2 separate regions of the Homo sapiens genome follow, and region 2 is linked to region 1. A link is a loop called in an ENCODE intact Hi-C map of the cell type or tissue named here. Cell type or tissue: PC-9. All regions are shown on one strand. Each heading gives the region's core, and the rest is flanking DNA. Links, peaks and the distances in the headings are about the cores only. Region 1 overlaps SLC26A9 (solute carrier family 26 member 9). Region 2 overlaps SLC60A1 (solute carrier family 60 member 1).

Evidence for each region. Hi-C counts contacts between places; a loop is a spot of excess contacts. Peaks named below come from ENCODE experiments on the same cell type or tissue, not always from the same donor. Only the 100,000 strongest peaks of a DNase experiment are listed, where the experiment ranks them.
Region 2: it touches region 1 in a loop (3-fold over the local background); 5 of 110 quality-filtered maps call a loop at or near these places.

The regions. Positions count from the first base shown.
Region 1 is chr1:205,914,653-205,924,262 of GRCh38, forward strand. SLC26A9 (solute carrier family 26 member 9) reads right to left here. Exons shown (of 21, transcript NM_052934.4): 14 at 8,892-8,961; 15 at 8,683-8,775; 16 at 8,430-8,543; 17 at 6,914-7,195; 18 at 5,524-5,578; 19 at 4,188-4,333; 20 at 2,631-2,702; 21 at 1-752. The coding sequence ends at 705. Among named protein-coding and RNA genes, the nearest start is that of SLC26A9-AS1, 15 kb to the right of the region's middle. RefSeq lists enhancers at 5,381-5,912, 5,913-6,443. In PC-9, for the core only: CTCF peaks have their summits at 4,499 (motif pointing right) and 4,700; a DNase peak (open chromatin) is centred at 4,529.
Region 2 is chr1:205,580,522-205,590,131 of GRCh38, forward strand. SLC60A1 (solute carrier family 60 member 1) reads left to right here. Exons shown (of 10, transcript NM_181644.5): 3 at 140-400; 4 at 3,434-3,602; 5 at 4,355-4,470; 6 at 5,513-5,686. It overlaps LOC124904491 (a long non-coding RNA gene), which reads right to left. Exons shown (of 3, transcript XR_007066823.1): 2 at 4,329-4,528; 3 at 399-1,654. Among named protein-coding and RNA genes, the nearest start is that of SLC60A1-AS1, 16 kb to the left of the region's middle. RefSeq lists enhancers at 5,221-5,270, 5,750-6,540. In PC-9, for the core only: a CTCF peak has its summit at 4,499 (motif pointing left); a DNase peak (open chromatin) is centred at 4,840.

The DNA of each region.
Region 1 (9,610 bases), core at 555-8,554:
CCCGGGGAGGTAGCTCTGGTGGTCTCGACGGTCCTGGCCACTGTCCAGGCTAGAGTCTGATGTGCTTGCTGACAGCAGTGGTGGTTTGGGCAGCCTTGGGGATGATGGAGGGGGGGCGCATAGTTACCAAGGCCTAGACTCCTGGGTGTGGAGAGCACATGGTCCCTGGGTGCAGAGCTGCCAGAGACAGAGTTGAGGCAGCTGGGGAAGGCAAGCCAGAGTCCTAACCAAGTTTATCCCTATGTCCGTGACAGCCTGACACCATCTGACACCGAGCCGTGTGGGCTCTGGGACACTTTTTGAAGCTTGTACAGCAGGCCAGCACAGTTGTACTTGTCCTTCTGTTTTTGGCTCACTCGTAAAAGCTGGAAGTCAAGGTGTCCTTCAGCTGCCAAGGACAGGGCAGAGGTGGGTGGGGTGGAGTGAGCAGGAGGCTTGTCCATTGCGGCCAGGGCCTGACGGGTGAAGAGTGGGCTCACCAGACTCTCACTCCTGTAAGGGTAGCACCCCCCTGCTGCTGAGAGGCTCTCTCTGGAGATGCGGGGAGGGAAGGAAGGGAGGAGAGAGGGGGAGAGGAGAGAGGAACCCAAGCTCTGGGGGATGCACTTTCCTCCGCCCGACACCCCCTGTGACCCCAGGCTCATCCTTTATGGAAGTCCCAAGTGCCAGGCACTCTGTAGGCAGCATGAGGACTGGCTGAGCCCTCACAGGGCGGTCAGGGTCTCTGCGTGAAACATGCTCCCGAACATCTCCTGCAGGAACCACAGGAAGGAAGTGGGAGGGGAAGAGAGAGGTTAGACCAGTTGGGGTCACAGTGGCTGCAACCAAGAGGTGACCCTAGGAACCCCTGGCCAGAACAAAGCACCTGTGTGTGTGTGTGTGTGTGTGTGTGTGTGCGAGAGTGTGTGTGAACAGGGGAGAGGCAGGGTCAGCCTAGGAGGTGAACCAGTCCAGCGTGGCAGGAGCAGGTGCTGAAATCTACATGTGAATCACCTCCTGTGTGCTGTGTGACCTTCCACGTGTCCCTCGCCCCCTAATAGCTTCACTTTCCTCATTGGGTAAAATGAGGGTTGGCAGTAGACAAGCTCTGAAGTCCTTTCTCACGTTGATAAGCTATTTTGGTCCTATCCAGGCTTTTTGGAATGTGCTGGAGATTCCAAGAGGGCACCGAAATCAGTCTGCCAAATCTCTGTGGCTCCAGCTCTATTTTCTAATCTGTCCCACCTGCCATCAGCACTGTGAGAGACGGATTCAGAGCACCATGGAGCTCAATGTCAAAAAGAATGGGAAGAGGCACAAAGAGAGACACTACTTCTCATAGACCCAAAGCCAGATTTCTCCAAACCTAGTCATCTGGTTTCTTTTAATTCAGGGCATTGGTGGGGTGGTGTTAATCCAGGGGCCCTATGGGGATGGTGATCCCTCATATCCACATATCTTTTAGGTTTTGTTTTGTTTGTTTTTGAGACAGTCTAGCTCTGTCACCCAAGCTGGAGTGCAGTGGCACGATCTCGGCTCACTGCAACATCTGCCTCCCAGGTTCAAGTGATTCTCATGCCTCAGACTTCCGAGTAGCTGGGACTACAGGCATGCACCACTACGCCTGGCTAATTTTTGTGCTTTTAGTAGAGACGGGGTTTCGCCATGTTGGCCAGGCTGGTCTCAAACTCCTGACCTCAGGTGGTCCGCCCACCTCAGCCTCCCAAAGTGCTGGGATTACAGGTGTGAACCATTGCACCCAGCCACATATTTTTTAGTTCTTAAGGCTTGTCCACATGCAATAATAATTCATTTGTAGACCCAGAATCCATCTATTCTACCATAACGTAAGTTTCTAAAAGGCAGAGGCCTTTGTTTTGCTCACTGCTATGTGCCCATCCTGAACTGTGTCAGGCAAACAGTAGGTACGCCATAAATACCTGCTGAATTAATGAAAGAACAAGTGACTGCCCTGCCAATCTTGTGTGGTGGATGGGACAGGTATTACCTATGTTTCCCCTAATTTCACAGATGATAAAAACTAGGGCCCAGGGTGTATGTGGCTTGCTCAGGGTCACGTGGGTGATGTGTTGGAGAATAAGAATAGATACTGGTTCTCTAGGACTTGGTCCAGTGACTCACCCTCTCCCCACGATAACTTTCAGGGAGTGAGAAGAATGAAAACAAAGGCCAGGCATCGTGGCTTATGCCTGTAATCCAGGCACTTAGGAGACCGAGGCAGGCAGATTGCTTGAGATCGGAAGTTCGAGACCAGCCCAGCCAACATGGTGAAAAGCTGTCTCTACTAAAAATACAAAAATTAGCTGGGCGCAGGCCTGAAGTCCCAGCTACTCGGGAGGCTGAGGCAGGAGAACCTCTGGAACCCGGGAGGCAGAGGTTGCAGTGAGCTGAGATCATGCCACTGCATTCCAGTCTGGGTGATAGAGTGAGACTTTGTCTCAAATTAAAAAAAAAAAAAAAAGAAAAGGAAAAGAAAAAAAACAAAGATGACCACAAATCTTTGTGGCCTTGAATGTGACTGCTCTGGGCTGGAGGTGAGACAGCTGAGTGAACGCCTTGTATTTGACAGCGACCCCATCCTTCCCCTCTTCGCCCTGCTCCCACCCTCACAGCCCCTTCCCTCAGCTCACCTGCTCTAAGTCCCAGTAGCTGCGAATGTCCTCCTCTGAGTCGTACAAGGAGAGCTCAGCATCCCCTGGAGCCTGGAAGGGAGGAAGCCAGTGCAGAATGAGCTTCAGTGACTGAACAGCAAAGTTGGTGCATGGTGGCAGGAAAAGGGACAGGTGGCCGGCTCTGGTTGGACGCTGCTTCCTGACACATGACTTATCCTCTTGCCCCTTCCCTTACCTGCCTCACAAAAACAGCACGGCTGTGGTCTTCCCCCTTATACCAGACAGGTGTGTATCGCGGTCTTCCCTCCTTTGTGGGCCGTTAGAGGCAGGGAAGGTTTTACTCAGCTTAGAAAAACTATTGGCTAGCTGCCTGACCTTGGGGAATTCCTGTCCTCCTGGGAATATATTTTCTAATCTGTTCAAGTCTGATAACCAGCCTCACTTTGCCTGCTTTGTCCCTCACAATGCTGTTGAAAAGGTGTGTGTTTATGTGTGTGATTTGTATCTGTGAATGGTCTATAATATGTAAGTATATATTATATAAAATATAAATTATTTATAAGTCTATGACTAATCAAGTATACATACCAACTAGAGTAGCTGAACATGATTAGGGCACTAACAACTAATGCAGCTTCCTCCAGAATCTCCCTCTTTGCTCTGCGGACAAATTCACGAAGCAGGAAAGCCCGTTGTTTCCCCAGGGTTTCCCTCTAGGCATGGAGGGCAGGAGCCAGCGCCCTGTGTGTTCCTGGGCAGTCTTTCAGCACTTAGAACAGATGGTTTCACCTTCATCAGTCTCTTAAGGCAAAGAGCAAATCATTGCTCTAGGGCCAGAAAAGCCTTTCTTATGACCCACAGAGGGCAGGGGAGGTTTTTACCCAGGGCTGGGGCACAACAAGAGTCTTGGGAGGCCAAGGGCAGGAGCTGAGCTGGGAGGGGACCCTGAGGGCTAGAGATGACTGGGGATCTGGGCAGGGACCCCAAGGAGGTAGGCTTTTTCTGACTCCCCAGTCTTCTGGAGTTTTAGATGGTGTTATTTGTATCCCATTTGTAACTTACTGAGCTAGTAAATTAAATGTCAAAAAGCTGAGACAAAACTCAGACCCAATCTCTTTATCCCTCACCAGCCTGAAATCTCTAAGCTCCGGTAAGTTAAAATGGGTAGGCTTACTCCCCTCCCCTCCCTTCCCGAAAGCCCCCTTTAGAAAGAGATGAGGAGGAGGCAGGGAACGATGCCAGCAGAGTGGGCCTGCTCTACTATGCTTTGGGTGTTTGTGCAACCAGAAAACTTATATTGATAAAGAATTTTTACAATACACAAAGTGCTTTCAAGTGACACAAAAGATGTAATTATCATTTAACCCTAAAACAAAATAAAAGAAAAATGCAGAGAGGTAGGTAATGTTAGTTGATGGTGCTCATTCTATAGATAAGGAAACAGATTCAGAAAACTGAAATGGCAGACTTGATATTGGAACTTAAACCTTCTCCTGTGTTCTTTCTAATAATGCCTCTTGGTCCTGCTATTTCAGTGCCTTGGAGCCTAGGATTCCCCAGGTGCAAGAACCTTACCCCTTGGAAGTTGTGTCCTGGGGTCACGTCTCTAGCATTTGCCTGGGCAAAGAGGACTGCGTCATGTATGCTGGGAAAGACGTGCTTGCATTCTAGACTCCCATCCTCAAAGACGCCTCCATGGCTAATGTCATTGTACACCTGGGCTAGAAGGAGAAAAGATCACCTTCAGAAAGATAACAGCCATTGTGGATTGGAGCTGGGGGTGGGGAAGATAGTGAGACCAGAGCAGGGATGGGAGAGGCCTGAGGTCCCAGCTCTTGCTGTATCTGAGGGCCATGGCATTGGCAGTGCAATATCAGTTTTGGACGGCAGAGGGCAACATGAACTTGAGGATGCTGAAGTTTCAACCCAGAGCAGAAGGAAGCAGTTTGATTTAGGGAGTCAGTACTTTGTGGTGATTCGAGTGGAAAAGCCTAAGCCATCCTTGAAGAGGCCGCTGCCAGTTCTATCCCCCAAGGACCCATCCTTCCTCTTGTTTTCCCAGACCTTTCCAGCAACTTCCAATGTGTGGCATTGGAAGTTTGTGTGGATTACTCTTAATCCTAGAGATGGTTTCCTGAGGGGGTGTCCAGTGAGGTTGGGGAGAATCCACTGCTTCTAACTCCAGAACATATCATAGCAGGTCATTGCCACTGCAGATTCTCTCCCCGAACGTGGCCATGCGGAGCTTGGGAACTGCAGCCCTGCTGGAGGGGGTCTGACCCAGTGCAGGGAGCTGGGTGTGTGTGTATGTGCCCCTTCACATTCTCCTGTGTGTCTGTGTGCACTTGCTCCCACATCTCTGCACTTTGCGTACATGCTAGTCATGTAAATGTCTGCTGCCCTGTGGCCACGTCCTTGAGGCTGTGTATATGCACCCTTTGGAGGCTGTATGCCTACAAAACTGCATATTTATATGTTCCCTGGGGAATTAGGGTACCGTGTGCTCTATGCCTATATCGATTCACAGAGTTTCTGATTGGGAGAGGATCCCCAAATCCATCTAGTCAACCCTCTCGTTTTACATAGGTAGAAATAGATCCCTTGAGAGATAAAGTGACTCGGCCAAGGATACGTGGCAAATTAGTTATGGGGTAGATTAGAATCCTAGCTGTCCTTCTGTAACTCCATGACCTCCTCACCCCCACTCTGTCACTAAGGCCCCTAGGATGTTTATGCAATCTGACCAGTCTCTTTGGACTTGTACCTGAAGCTTTTATGAGCAGGCAGCAGCTTGTGGGGGATAGCTGGGTGCTCTCGTTTCCAACCTCCTCACTATTCAGACCCCACCAACCTGTTCCTACCCCACACTCCTTGCCAGTCTTTCAGTCCCTAAATGTCCTCTTTCTCTTACCATGGATGTTCACCAAGAAGACCTTCACGCCGATCTTCCCATAGGTGGAGCTCAGCTAGAAGTGTTGTTGGGGTAGGGAGGCAAAAGGAAAGGAATGTTCTGAGTGGGTCTCAAAAGTGATTCACAAAACGTACTTCAGAGGGGAAGCCAAACAAATAAGCAACCCTGAGAGCCCAGCAGCCAAAGACAAAAATAGCAGCAAAGCACACCACTTCTCCCTGGAGTGTTGGCTGACGGTTTCTCTGGGAAGTGGAGCGGAAATGGACTTTTGCCAACGTGGCGGGCACTTAAAGTCACCATGGCCCCTTCTTGTGGGGCTAGATATTTTCTTTTTTTTTCTTTTGAGATGGAGTTTCACTCTGTTGCCCAGGCTGGAGTGCAGTGGCGTGATCTTGGCTCGCTGCAACCTCCGCCTCCTGGGTTCAAGCAATTCTCTGCCTCAGCCTACCGAGTAGCTGGGACTACAGGGGCCCGTCACCACACCTGGCTAATTTTTGTATTTTTAGTAGAGGCGGGGTTTCACCATGTTGGCCAGGCTGGTCTTGAACTCCTGACCTTGTGATCCACCTGCCTTGGCCTCCCAAAGTGCTGGGATTACAGGAGTGAGCCACCACGCCCGGCTGATCTTTTCTTTCAGTAGCTTAGATTCTCAGACTTCTTTGTGGCTTCAGACAGAAGCTGCAGGGGAGGATGGAGGCTCAGGGAGTCTAGAGCTTCAGCCAAGGCTGGCCTGGACTCCAGATCCTGGCTAAGGAAGCCGGCTGAGGCCCAAGGCTGGGTATGGGGCCTGCCCTGCGCCTGGTTGATGGTGAAGGCAGTCCGAACACTCTCTGTGCCCATTGTTCCCCTGGCTTGCCTCTATCTGAGCCAGCTCTGAGGTTTGCTGACTCCCGCCATTGGCGGTGGCTGCTGGAAAGTTATCAGATGGATACATTCATTCAAGGTGTCCCGTGGGCTCTCTGTTTGGCCTGATGGTGTGGGGCACTGGTATTATTCCTTCTCCTGTCCTAGGGTGGCCGGTGAATGAGGGACAAGGGCAGCAGATCATGAACCAGGAGCCAAACCGGACCCTCCTCAGAGAACCTGGGTGGGTTCCTGATGGCTGAGAGGGACTTGGGATGGCCACTGCTGGGGGTGTTGGGAGCACAGGGGCCTGAAACTCTGGTAGACTTGTCCCGCCACTCATTGTCATGGGCCGTCTGGGCCTGCTCTGTGGAGAATGTCTCAACCTGGTGGCGTCTGGGGAAAGGAGGGATTCCTAGGAGCTGTTAGTCTCCCCAGTGAGCTTCCTCCCTCAGCTTCCTGAAATGAGGGCTCCCAGGAAAGGGAATGTGGAGAGCAGAGCGGAGGGGGTGGAGTGGGTGGTGCTTGCTGTTCCCGAGGGCCTCACCTTGGCCAGGGCCTTGATGCCCATCAAGTCCACGAAGCTGACTCCACTCATGTCCAGGATGAGGGTGTGGAAGGTGACGAAGGGTGGGACGCTGGCCAGCATGTCACTGGGCTCGCCGGGGGCCTCAGCGGAGGCTGGTGGCTCACTCTGGGCAGGTGAGGAGCTGTCAGGGCTGAAGGTGATATAGGACACGCTGGTGCCGTTAGCCGGGGTCTGGTTGTTGTTGGGGTCGGTGGGGGGCGCATTCTCAAAGTCCTGCTGCAGCTCCTGCAGGGAGACAGTCTGGAAGGGTGGGGACAGTGGGCAGAGTCAGGGACCACCAGACTGAGCCAGACCTTGCTGTGACTGAAGCAGGGGCATGGAGGGTGTAGGTGTAGGGGAATAACTCGCCTCGGTGATGGTGAACACAGACCCTGAAAGCTCCACCAGAGAGGCCTCTCCCAAAGCCCTTTCTTAGGCAGGGCCTGCAAACTTGGTCTCCTACAACCCAGACAAAGTCAGAGGACCCAGCCAAGAGAGGCACTGAAGCCTCAAGCCCACTCTCTCTGGGAGAAAGCCCCTCCGGGGACACTGAGCTCCTTTATTTCTTGAGACAGAGTCTCCCTCTGTTGCCTAGGCTGGAGTGCAGTGGCACTATCTCGGCTCACTGCAACCTCTGCCTCCCGGGTTCAAGTGATTCTCGTGCCTCAGCCTCCTGAGTAGCTGGGATTACAGGTGCCCACCACCACGCCTGGCTAATTTTTGTGTATTTTTAGTAGAGACAGCGTTTCGCCACGTTGGGCAGGCTGGTCTCGAACTCCTGAACTCATGAGAGTGATTCTCCCATCTCGGCCTCCTAAAGTGCTGGGATTACAAGGATTACTGCCATGGCCACCCCAGCCTTGCTAGCCCTGGGCTGCCTGGGTTCCCCAGGAAATTCACTGCTGTTCCCCCTCTGGGTTGTTCAAAAGTCCATGGGCCATGTCCTATCTTAGCCAGAAAATGGAGAAGGGCCTTGGGGGTTCAGTGGCTTCCCTGGGAGATGGTAGCACCTCATCCAAGAAGAAAAATGCCCAGGCTGGGCGCAGTGGCTCAGGCTTGTAATCCCAGCACTTTGGAAGGCTAAGGTAGGTGGATCACCTGAGGTCAGGAGTTTGACACCAGCCTGGCCAACATGGTGAAACCCAATATCTACTAAAAATACAAAAATTAGCTGGGTGTGGTGGCACCTGTAATCTCAGCGACTTGGGAGGCTAAGGCAGGAGAATCGCTTGAACCCCAGAGGTGGAGGTTGCAGTGAGCCAAGATAACGCCATTGCACTCAAGCCTGGGTGACAAGAGCAAAATTCCATCTCTAAAAAGAAAAAGAAAAAAAAGAAGAAAAATGCCCAGCGGCCACCAGGCAGTGTTCCCAGAGACTTTCTGTCTTTGCCTGTCAGGGTGGGAAGCGGGGCCCCCAGGGTACCATGAGTAACAGGGGGCAGTATCAGAATGGGCAGGAGAGCAGGGCACGGGGCTGCTTCTGGCCTTCATTCACCTTGGTTTTCATGAATAGAGACCTCCTCTGTTGTGTGGGCCTCATTCTCCGCTTCTCCTGCTTCTTGAGGTATTTTTGCTTGGCTAGTAATACTTTCTGGGGGTCCATGCCTGTCTGCAGGGAGAGAGCCAACAGCAATCTTGACCTCCACCCTCTATGGGAGTGGCCTATTCTCAGCTCCCACCGCCCTTCTGCTTCCATTTTCCGGCCACTCTCTGTCCAGAGCCTCTGGTCGCCAGGGACTGAGCCTTACCTTGGCGATGACCTTTTGCCTGAAGATCTCTGAGTTGGCAAAGTAGAGAGGGGAGCAGTACGTGATGATTTTAATCCCCTGGATATCCTGGGCCTGTGACAGGGAGACTGAGCTCAAGTTGCAGAAATGTCTTTATTGGCTTTAAAAAGCAACCTCTTCTTGGGGTGGTGCAGAGCAAAAGAAGGAGGTCATAAGCTTGAATTACCTACCCTATTATAGGTCTTGGGATTCACATAAATGTCAGTGTCCATGACCTGGGCCAGTGCATAGCCATTTCGACTGGATGAAGCAGGAAGAGAAAAACATAAGAGAATGCTAATGGCACATGGGCCTGGAAGGGTGCCCCTGCTGGGGCGGGGGCAGAGCCAAGGTAGGATGGGGTCCTGTCCTCACCCCCAGACTTGCTGTGTCTGTCTTTTTGCACTGGAGACACATGTCTGGTGGCCTGTGGCCTCCTATAACTATGAGGATGACAGGCAGGTCCTTGACATAGCTCCCAGACCACAGGGCAGGGGAGAGAAGTGGTGGGAGAAGTGGTGGGAGTCGCCCTGAAGTCATCATTTCCTTGTTCTGAGTTCTCAAGAAGAGAAGATAGGATTCCCCCAACATTCAGCGTACTCCCTGCCTGGGCCAAGACCCCTTCTCTGTAATACTCCCAGTGTGTAGAACACAGCTTCTGTCTTCCACCCTGGCGCTCTCCTGGGGTGGGGTCCCATTTGGTTTGGGGTTCTGGCAATGTCTTTGGAAGGATGTTGAATCTCACCACCTGCCCTTGCCCTCCTTTCTCTGCCACTGCCCTCTCCCCAGCCATCCCCAGCAAGAGTATGCTGGCTTTCTCTGGGGTTTTCAAGATATGGGAAGTCAAACAGCCCAGACTGTGCCCACAGTCCTGGCTGGGTTGGGCTCTCTTTGGGCCTGGCAGCACCTC
Region 2 (9,610 bases), core at 814-8,813, 330 kb before region 1:
AACAGCCCCTACATGGGGCAGAGGGTGGGGCTGGGGGAGGGGGCTCAGTGTGGGTCCTCTGGACCGGAGGCCAGGCCACCACTTCCCCGGGCTGAAGACTGACCCCCACCCCCACCCGCCACCTCTCCTCTGTCCCCAGGTGCTCCATTTCTTCGTGGGCTTTGGTGCTCTGCTGAGCCCCCTTATTGCTGACCCTTTCCTGTCTGAGGCCAACTGCTTGCCTGCCAATAGCACGGCCAACACCACCTCCCGAGGCCACCTGTTCCATGTCTCCAGGGTGCTGGGCCAGCACCACGTAGATGCCAAGCCTTGGTCCAACCAGACGTTCCCAGGGCTGACTCCAAAGGACGGGGCAGGGACCCGAGTGTCCTATGCCTTCTGGATCATGGCCCTCATCAATGTGAGTGTCCCTGGGGTGGGCCAGGTAGGGAGCTAGTGGACAGTCCACACATCCCAGTCCACCCCACACCCAGTGAAGATTCTTCAGATGCTGAGAAACGTGCTGGGGCTGAGGTGTGCATCCCAGAGGCAGGAGGATGGGAGGACAAACCCTCCCCGGGATCCCCTGCACTACTCCACCATCCTTCAGCGACCTGTGATTGCAGTTCTCAAGGAGGGTAAAACAGTGAGCTGAGCACAGTGAAAATCAGGGTCAACTTTCGAATTATCTGAGGTTCTGTGGGAAACTAGTTTTTTCCTCCAAGGCCAGATGAAGTGGACCCTGGACAGACCCCGGCAGGAAGTGGAAGGTTTTTCTCTGGGTCCCTTCATCAATGGTGGGATTCTCCTGTGCCCTCCTGTCAGGGGCTCCTGTGGAGGCTAGGAGACAGACAAGATGACCTCTGAAGGGCCCTGCCTGCCAAGGCAGCCTATGGTGGGAACAGCGAGAGACCACTTCACCCCGTGACTGCGTCACATACCGAGGCCCGCTTTGTACACCCCTGCCAAGTCAGCACTGACTCTGGCCTCCAGCTGGAAACCTCCTCTGGTGCTCTGCAAACCCAAGTTGGGATCTCTCACGTTAGCCCAGACTGGAGCCAGAGTGTCAGGTGGGGAGACCCCCTACCCCCATCCACCTGGGTTGGGGAGGACTGTCGGGAACACCAGAGCATCCCTGGCTCCTGGGCCGGGGGTGGGGAGCATTACAGTGGCCACTGTCTTGGCTGTGGGATGGAGGCACCATGCTGCTTGTCATGGTGGCTTAGAGCCTCTCTTTGCAGTAGGTGGACTTCTCAGCTCTCCTGGGGCAGGTGGGCTGGACTCAGGCACTAGAGCAGCTGCCCAGCTGCTGCTGAGCCTCAGAATATGCCACACACATAGCACTGAAAGGAGCCTTTGAGACCACCATTCCAGTGAGCAGCAGGGCAAGGGTGGGGGTGTCATGCCATCACCAGCTCAAAGCCCTGACAAGGGACTGATAGGAGGCTGAGCCCGGCTGGAAGCCCTGACCCTCAGCATAGACCATCTACCTGCTGCCCCCTCATCACCAGTCCTTTTCCTTCCTTTCCTTTGTAGATTTCCTTTCCCTGGCCCGAATCTCCTCTGGGGGCTCTCATAAACCCACCCTCTCCGTCTGCTCCTTCCCTTTTCAGCCCATGCCCATCCATTGTTTTGGAAAGAATGCGGCTTTGGGCCCGTTCCTTCCAGGAGAGACCTGCGAAGGAAAGGAGCAGTGTCAGTAGAACCTCTAGGCTGAGACTCCCAGACCAGGAAGCCGGAAGGTCCGGCTTAAGCCCGAGGTTTGTTCTCTCTTGCCCCATGAAGTGCAGGCTGGAGGGACTTTGTTTGCTGCAGGATTTCCGGACTTTTTCTATTGGTTTGTGTCTGAAAATAAACAGTCCAGCACGGAGGAAGATGGGCTGTGCATGTACTCATGTGGGTGCACACGCACACACACATGTGCACCCCACCTGCCCTTCTCTGACTTTTAAGGTGGGGCTGCCTTCCCTGAATGGAATTCTTATAAAATTGGGTGTGTTCCTGCCAGCAATGCCAGCCAATCCTCTGTGAAGCCCTTCCCAGCACCCACCTCCCTGGAAAGCCCCACCTGAGCGATCACGCCTCTTGTACAGCTGTTTCCACTTGGCCTTCACTCAGGCACTCTGCCACTACAGGCCTCTGTGGGTGGGTTTCCTGTTTCCCCCCTCACACTGGAGGAAGGGCTGTGTCTCCCCCATTAGGGCTCAGCAGGGGCTGTTCTCTCCCCACTCAGGCCTGACTGCCAGGGGCCATGTCTGACCTTGACTTCTTTTTGAGTGTGCAGAAAGGCTCCCAAGGTCACCATAGGGAGGTGCCAACACAGGGGTGGTTTTTGTCTTTCACTCCTGTTAGGTGACTTGAGGAAATACTGGTGAGAGCCAGCCTGCCTCCAGGGGCAGGGAAGGGCTCCCCCAGAACACCACCAGGCAGGGGCTGGCAGTCTGCCAGCCTTCCATCTCTATCCTATGCCTCTCCCGTGGGCCAGGAAGAGCCCAATAGCTGGGCGCTCTCACCAGCCTCTGGGAGACATCTGCAGCTCCCTGGGCTTCCTGTCTTTCCTAAGTGAAAGGAACTGGGCTGAAGTTGCAGCAAGAAGGACAATAGTTAGACTTGATGCGGTACTTCCTGGCAACCAGGGTGGTGAGACACAAGCAGGGGCCCCTGAGGGAGGTGGTGGAGGCTTCCCCAGGCAACCTCAGAAGCAGGAGCCATTTCCCACTGCTCTGAAGGAGTTCCGATTTAGCATAAATAGCAGCAAACTGAACATAGGGCTTATGTGTACAGGCTGTTCGTAAACATGTATTTCTCAATCAAAAGGAGATCATGTTTTTGTTTTCAAGCCCCTGAGAAGAGCCTCTGTGCCCTGCTAGGATCAACATCACCAAGGCATCTCCTTAGGTAGAGACAGCACTGGAAGGATCAGGATGCCAGGCTCCATTCTGGCTTTGCCCCAAGTCCACTGTGTGACCAGGGCAGTCTCTCAGTCTCTAGTTTACCCCTCAGATCTCTTCCAGTTCTAACAGGTTACGACTAAGTGATAACATCCCCCAGCATGTTTTGTAGAGATGTGATGCCCAAAAGCAAAGCTGCTTTGTAAAGCATCACGCAACCCACCAGCATGAAGGAGTGTGAGGTGTGACACTCCAGCAAGCTTACTCCCAGCACCTCTCCTGGGCCAGCAGAGAGTTTGAGTCTAAGCTTTGCATGCGACAAATATCTGTCTTTTCAGGGACGCGAGTATGGTGATCAGGCAGCAATTACAGCAGGCCTCCCCACTCCTACCTTGGTCAAGGCACCTGGCTTCTTAGGTTGGGATGGCTCAGCTTTTAGCTGGGCACCCTTAGAAAAGAGCTGTCTTCTCCCAGGACTATGCACATGCAGTGTGTGCAGAGGCCAGGCGTGGGAAGGGGGAGCTTCAGGGCAGGGCTCTCCTGACCCTCTGCCTGCTCCCCAGCTTCCAGTGCCCATGGCTGTGCTGATGCTGCTGTCCAAGGAGCGGCTGCTGACCTGCTGTCCCCAGAGGAGGCCCCTGCTTCTGTCTGCTGATGAGCTTGCCTTGGAGACACAGCCTCCTGAGAAGGAAGATGCCTCCTCACTGCCCCCAAAGTTTCAGTCACACCTAGGTAGGGGCTCTAATGAATCTGCATCCTCACAGCCTCATGTTGAGGCTTCCTTGGTAACCCCTCTCCCAGAGAGAGTGAACCTAGATCACAGGTGATTTTTTTTTTTTTTTTTTTTGAGACAGAGTTTCACTCTCGTCGCCCAGGCTGGAGTGCAGTGGTGCAATCTCGGCTCATTGCAACCTCCGCCTCCCAGGTTCAAGCGATTCTCCTGTCTCAGCCTCCCAAGTTGCGGGGATTACAGTCACATGCCACTACACCTGGCTAATTTTTGTATTTTTAAAGTAGAGAAGGGGTTTCGCCACGTTGGCCAGGCTGGTCTCAAACTCCTGATCTCAGGTGATCCATCTGCCTCGGCCTCCCAAAGTGCTGGGATTATAGGTGTAAGCCACCATGCCTGGCCACAGGTGATAGTCCTTTTTTTTTTTAAAAAAAAAAAAAAAAAAGAAAATCTTGGCCCTGATGGTGCAACCTGACCAAGAGAATGAGGAAGGCAGACTTCTGACTTCACCCTCCATTCTGCTCAGCCTTGCCTTTTGTTACCTTGGGCAAGTCACCTGACCTCTCTGAGCCTTGGCTCCACCAAGACTGGGAGATGGACAGGGGTTATTCCTAACAGAAAGGTCGTGAAAGTAGAGGCAGTAAGTGGGCCCCATCCTGCAGGGCTCTTCTGACTGCCAGCCACGGCCCTGGGACATGCAGAGGGAGGGAGCAGAAGCTGAGACTCACCCCTGTTCTTCCTGTGCCTCCTGCAGGGCATGAGGACCTGTTCAGCTGCTGCCAAAGGAAGAACCTCAGAGGAGCCCCTTATTCCTTCTTTGCCATCCACATCACGGGCGCCCTGGTACTGTTCATGACGGATGGGTTGACGGTGAGCCTGCCTCAGAGGGCGCCCCCTACTGGGGGACCCTTCACCCCCAGACTCCAGTCTGGGAAAGGCAAGAGAAAGAGAGGAGCATGAAGGTTTCCTGGAGACTTCTCCTGGAGTACACTTGATTCAAAAATTTAATCTGAAGTCCTAGGGTGACTGTCTCCAGAATCAGTCACAGCACGTTGGTACTATGGGCTTCTGTCTTGGCCAATTGTTTTTTATTTTTGTTTTATTTTTGTTAATGCTATAGGTAGGGGCCTAACTGGTCTGTTGTCAAGGACAGGCTACCTGCATTTTTTAAAGGGGTGGTGCCCTATTCCCCAATTAGAGGTCATGCTATATAAACAGGGTACTTTGCTTCCTGGAATACATTACAAACCTGGGTGTCTCGAGCCAGTGTTGTAAACAAGCTTCAGGTGGAATTTAGGCCCAGCTGTTCATGCCACTAGTGACCTCTGTTACATTAGTTAGCACCTTTTTCCAGAAACTTCTTAGGATTATATTAGGGCAGTCGTGAATGGCTGATCAACTGATTGCCATATGATGACCTCTCCAGAGAAAAAGCCCTAAAAACTTAGATGACCTGGTGGAAAGTACTCGTGACAGTACTGGTTGACTTCCAGCACTGGGTGTGACCTCGGGCAAGTCACTTCTGTCTGCTTTCTCATCTGTAAAACCAGATGCTTGCACACACCTTTTTTTTTTTTTTTAAGTCATGTTCTGCTCTGGTTGAAGTGGGGAGCAGTGCCTGTCTGCCCAGGCCCTGCGGGCACTCCCATGGAGATCCAGAGCCACCTCTCTGGAACCCCTAGGTCTCCACAGTGCAGTCTGTAAGCTAAGGCACCCCAGCTTCTGTCCTCAGCTTGAGCCAAGTGTGTAGTGTGGCCTTGACTCCAAGCCCAGCCCTGGCTGAGCCTCTGGGAGTGGGAACAGGCAGTCCTCCCTCTGCCCTCCCCACACCTGCCCAGCCTGGGCTCCCTTTGTGAGGGTCATTGTCTGGCTGGGCTGCAGGTGTGCTCAACAGCGCCCGGTCTCTCCACAGGGTGCCTATTCCGCCTTCGTGTACAGCTATGCTGTGGAGAAGCCCCTGTCTGTGGGACACAAGGTGGCTGGCTACCTCCCCAGCCTCTTCTGGGGCTTCATCACACTGGGCCGGCTCCTCTCCATTCCCATATCCTCAAGAATGAAGCCGGCCACCATGGTTTTCATCAACGTGGTAAGCAGCTGAATAGCCTCCTCTCTCTTCTGAGAGACCCAGGAGAAGCCGCCTCCTCCTGGCCCTACCCCAGGACGTTTGCCCAGGCCTACATTCTGCCAGCAGGATGGGAACTCAGGAGTAGAGGGAAGAGAGGAGAGAGAGGATGACGAGGAAGGGGTGGGAGCCTGGGAGGTGGAGCCTACCTGGGTGACCATGAAAAGTCCCTTCCCCTCTCTGGGCTGCTGATCTTATACCCTTAAAACATAAAAGGAAAGGTCTGTAGGAGGTGCTGGCTGCAGTGTGTGGAGCCCATCCCAGCCAACAACTGGCTATGAGCGTGAGGAAAGCCAGTGCTGGCCCTGGTCCTCCTGTGTTTACCTTGGTGCCCAGCTGCTCAGAGCCCTCCAGTCAGTGGAAAGCTGTGGAGGCCAGGGATCCCACAACCGTCGGAATCACTGCCTCTGGGCTGGGGCCTGGGGATTTGCATTTGGTAGCTCTCCTAGGTGACTCTTTTTTTTTTTTTTTGAGATAGGGTCTCCCTTTGTCACCCAGGATGGAGCACAGTGGTGTGATCTCAGCTCACTGCAACCTCTGTCTCCCAGGTTCAAGTGATTCTCCTGCCTCAGCCTCCCAAGTAACTGGGATGACAGGTGCCTACCACCATGCCTGGCTAATTTTTGTATTTTTAATGGTGATGGGGTTTCACCACGTTGGCCAGGCTGGTCTTGAACTCCTGACCTCTTAATGATCCACCCGCCTCGGCCTCCCAAAGTGCTGGGATTACAGGAGTAAGCCACTCTGCCTAGCGCTAGGTGATTCTTAAGTAGGCAGGACATGGAGGATGACCTTCAAGGAACTGATCTGCCTAGGAGGCAGGAGGTCTGGGCCTGAGCAGTGGGTTAAGACCCTTGCCTTGGTGTGTCCATCCAGGTCACCATCCATGACACAGGGGTCCACATTACAGACTTCTGCCAAATTGTCTAGTCCAACCTCCCATCAGGCTTGAGCCACCTCTATCTATAACATCCCTTCCAAGGGGTTCACTGTCTGCTTAAACACCTCTAGTAACTGCAACTCACTACCTTTCCAAGTAGCCCAATGAGGGTACTAAGTCCAGGTAAGAAAGCATTTCCTTGGTTGAATTTCTAGCAGAGAGCGGGTTTGGACATAAGGTTGCAGTTTCAGAGACAAAGATCATGATCCCCAAGAAAGGCCTTTGGATTTGACCTCGTGCCAGTTGACCCCCAAGAAAGAAATTTCAGTTCAATGTAGATGGGAGGTAGGTGATAAACCCAAACGCAAGAGGTTGAGGGTGAGAGGGAGATGAGCAGTGGAGGAATTTGCATTTCTCTTTGTAAATATTTTTGAGTTGAAGGGAGTTGTGTTCTGCAGGACTCAGGGTGGTATGGGCCTGCTTATAGTAGAGGATAAAGGGAGGACACCTATTAGGAGGAGGAGTCTGTGAAAATACCATTGTGAGAGAGTAACCGAGTGAGGAAGGCCCTGACAGAGGGGAGGTGGGATGGAGAGCGGGAGTGGAGGAGGCTCTAAGCTCAGCAAGGAGGAAGGCCCCTGTCCATGGAGTTGGGGCGAAACGATGTCAAAGGGGAAAGGTTCCAGAAGAGGAAGGGCACAGACATGGGGCCAGCCCTGGCTTCCCTGTCTAGGTCAGACACAAGGCCAATTGCTAAGACAGAGGAGAGTGGGTGGAAATCTGGGTTTGGGAAAATAAAGGTCTGAAGCATCCACATATGTTAGGCATTGCCCATAGACACTCACCTGGAGTGCTGGGTTTTAAAAAGGAAAATCAGGTTCCTGGGCCCAACCCAGACTGAGTGAATCCGAATGTCCAGGAGGAGGCATAGCAATCTATAAATTAAACAAATACCCCAGGGGAATTACATCATCCAGCAAGCTCAGGAAAACACTGTCCTAGAACAAGTGACTCCCAAATACATTAGATTCACTGGAGCTGCTTTTTGAAAATAGGATCATGAAAAGGCCAGGCGCGGTGGCTCACACCTGTAATCCCAGAACTTTGGGAGGCCGAGGCGGGTGGATCATGAGGTCAGGAGTTCGAGACCAGCCTGACCAACATGGTGATACCCCATCTCTACTAAAAATACAAAAATTAGCCGGGCGTGGTGGCGCCTGCCTGTAATCCCAACTACTCAGGAGGCTGAGGCAGGAGAATCACTTGAACCTAGCAGGCAGAGGTTGCAGTGAGCTGAAATGGTGCCACTGCCCTCCAGCCTGAGAGACAGAGCAAGACTTCAAATCAAAAAAAAAAAAAAAAAAAAAGAAAGAGAAAATAGGATCATGGACCCCTACCCCAGAGATTCTAATTTAGGAGGTATGGAGAAGAGCCTGGGCCTCTGGGTTGTTTTGGAAGCTTTCCAGCTGCTTTTGTGGGCACCCTGTTTGGGAACTGCAGCTGAGTGGCCCTGAGCAAGCCTCTCCTGTGTAGATGTGAAGTGCCTGTGTCATATTCACTGTGACTACTTCCGAGTATTCCTCTCTAGGTTAAATTAATGGCCACCCTGTTCTCAGCATTCTCCTGGAGCTCAACAGCTACTTCCTGACTTAGTATGTTTGTGCTATGTGCAAAGCCCTGCTGCAAACTGCAGGCCGCCAAGTTCTGGAAGACAAGGTTCTTGCTTCCAGGGAGCTTACGGCCGGCCAGAGGAGGGCAGTGTGCCCCAGCACAGATGGAGGGTGAGGGTGTAGGCAGTGGGGATGCAGGCTCAGTACCAGACTGAGTCACTGGCTGAGGCAGGGGCCACACTGCGTGGGAAGAGAGTTGGTGGAGCTGATAGTTCGTCCTGGTTAGTCTTCTATCACCAAGGCTAAAATAAGACTCGGGTGTCTTTCAAACTTCCCCAAATTTAGGGATTTTCAGGGTGACGGTCTTTGAGGCATGGCTGGAAATGCATGTGGTTTGTACATGGGGTAGCCAGGTGGAAGAAGAGGAGCAGGAGTGGCGGCTTCCAAACCCCGGCATCTGTCCCAGGCTCCTAAGTTGAACACTGAATATTAAGAAGGTGCCAGCCCCTGAAGGCAGGAGGTGAGCAGGCCTGGCTGAAGTTCAAAGGCCCGTGTTCAAAGGCCTGGGTTAGGGGCTAGGAGGCTAACTTGGGGGGAGCACGGTAGGCAGGGTGGGGGATCGGGAGCAGAAAAAGATGAGGATGGGGAAGTAAACAGGGGCTACATCCTCAGGGTTTTGTAAGGTGGGCTTTGAATTTTATTCTAAGTGGGCAGGAAGCCAATAGGTTTTAAGCAGGTCTGCGTTGCATTTTCTTTTTTCTTTTTATTTTTTTGCATCTCACAGATACATTTATTCATGCTATGAAGTAAACGACACTTATACAGGTGCCCCGTGATGTTTCACATTTCCATCTAACATAGCTTGCATTGCATTTTTAAAATTTATTATTGTTTTTTTTAGAGAGACAGGGTCTCACTATGTTGCCCAGGCTGGTCTTGAACTCCTGGGCCCAAGCGATCCTTCCTGCCTCAGCCTACCAAAGTGGTAGAACTAGACAGGAGCCACCATCTCCAGCCACTTGCACTGCATTTTAAAAGTGCACTCCAGTGTGGAAGAACAGACTGTAGCTGGCAAGAGTCAAACACAGACTGTCTGTTATTGTAGTCCAGGCGCAAGAGGGAGGTGGCTGGGATGGGGTGGTCTGGATGGATCTGGAGCAGTACAAGGATCGAACATGTTTTTTGAGATGGTGTGGACAGGACTTGTTGCTGACCCAGGTGTGGGAGGTAAGGAAAGGAGGAATCAAGGACCTTAGACACAGGACTTGAGCAACTGCATGACTGGGATGCCCTCACTTGATGTGTGCAGGAGTAGGATTGGCAGAGGAAATTAAGAGTCTAGTTTGGGCCACATGGTTAGTCATCCAGGGACTGACTATATCCAAGGGGCAGCTTTAG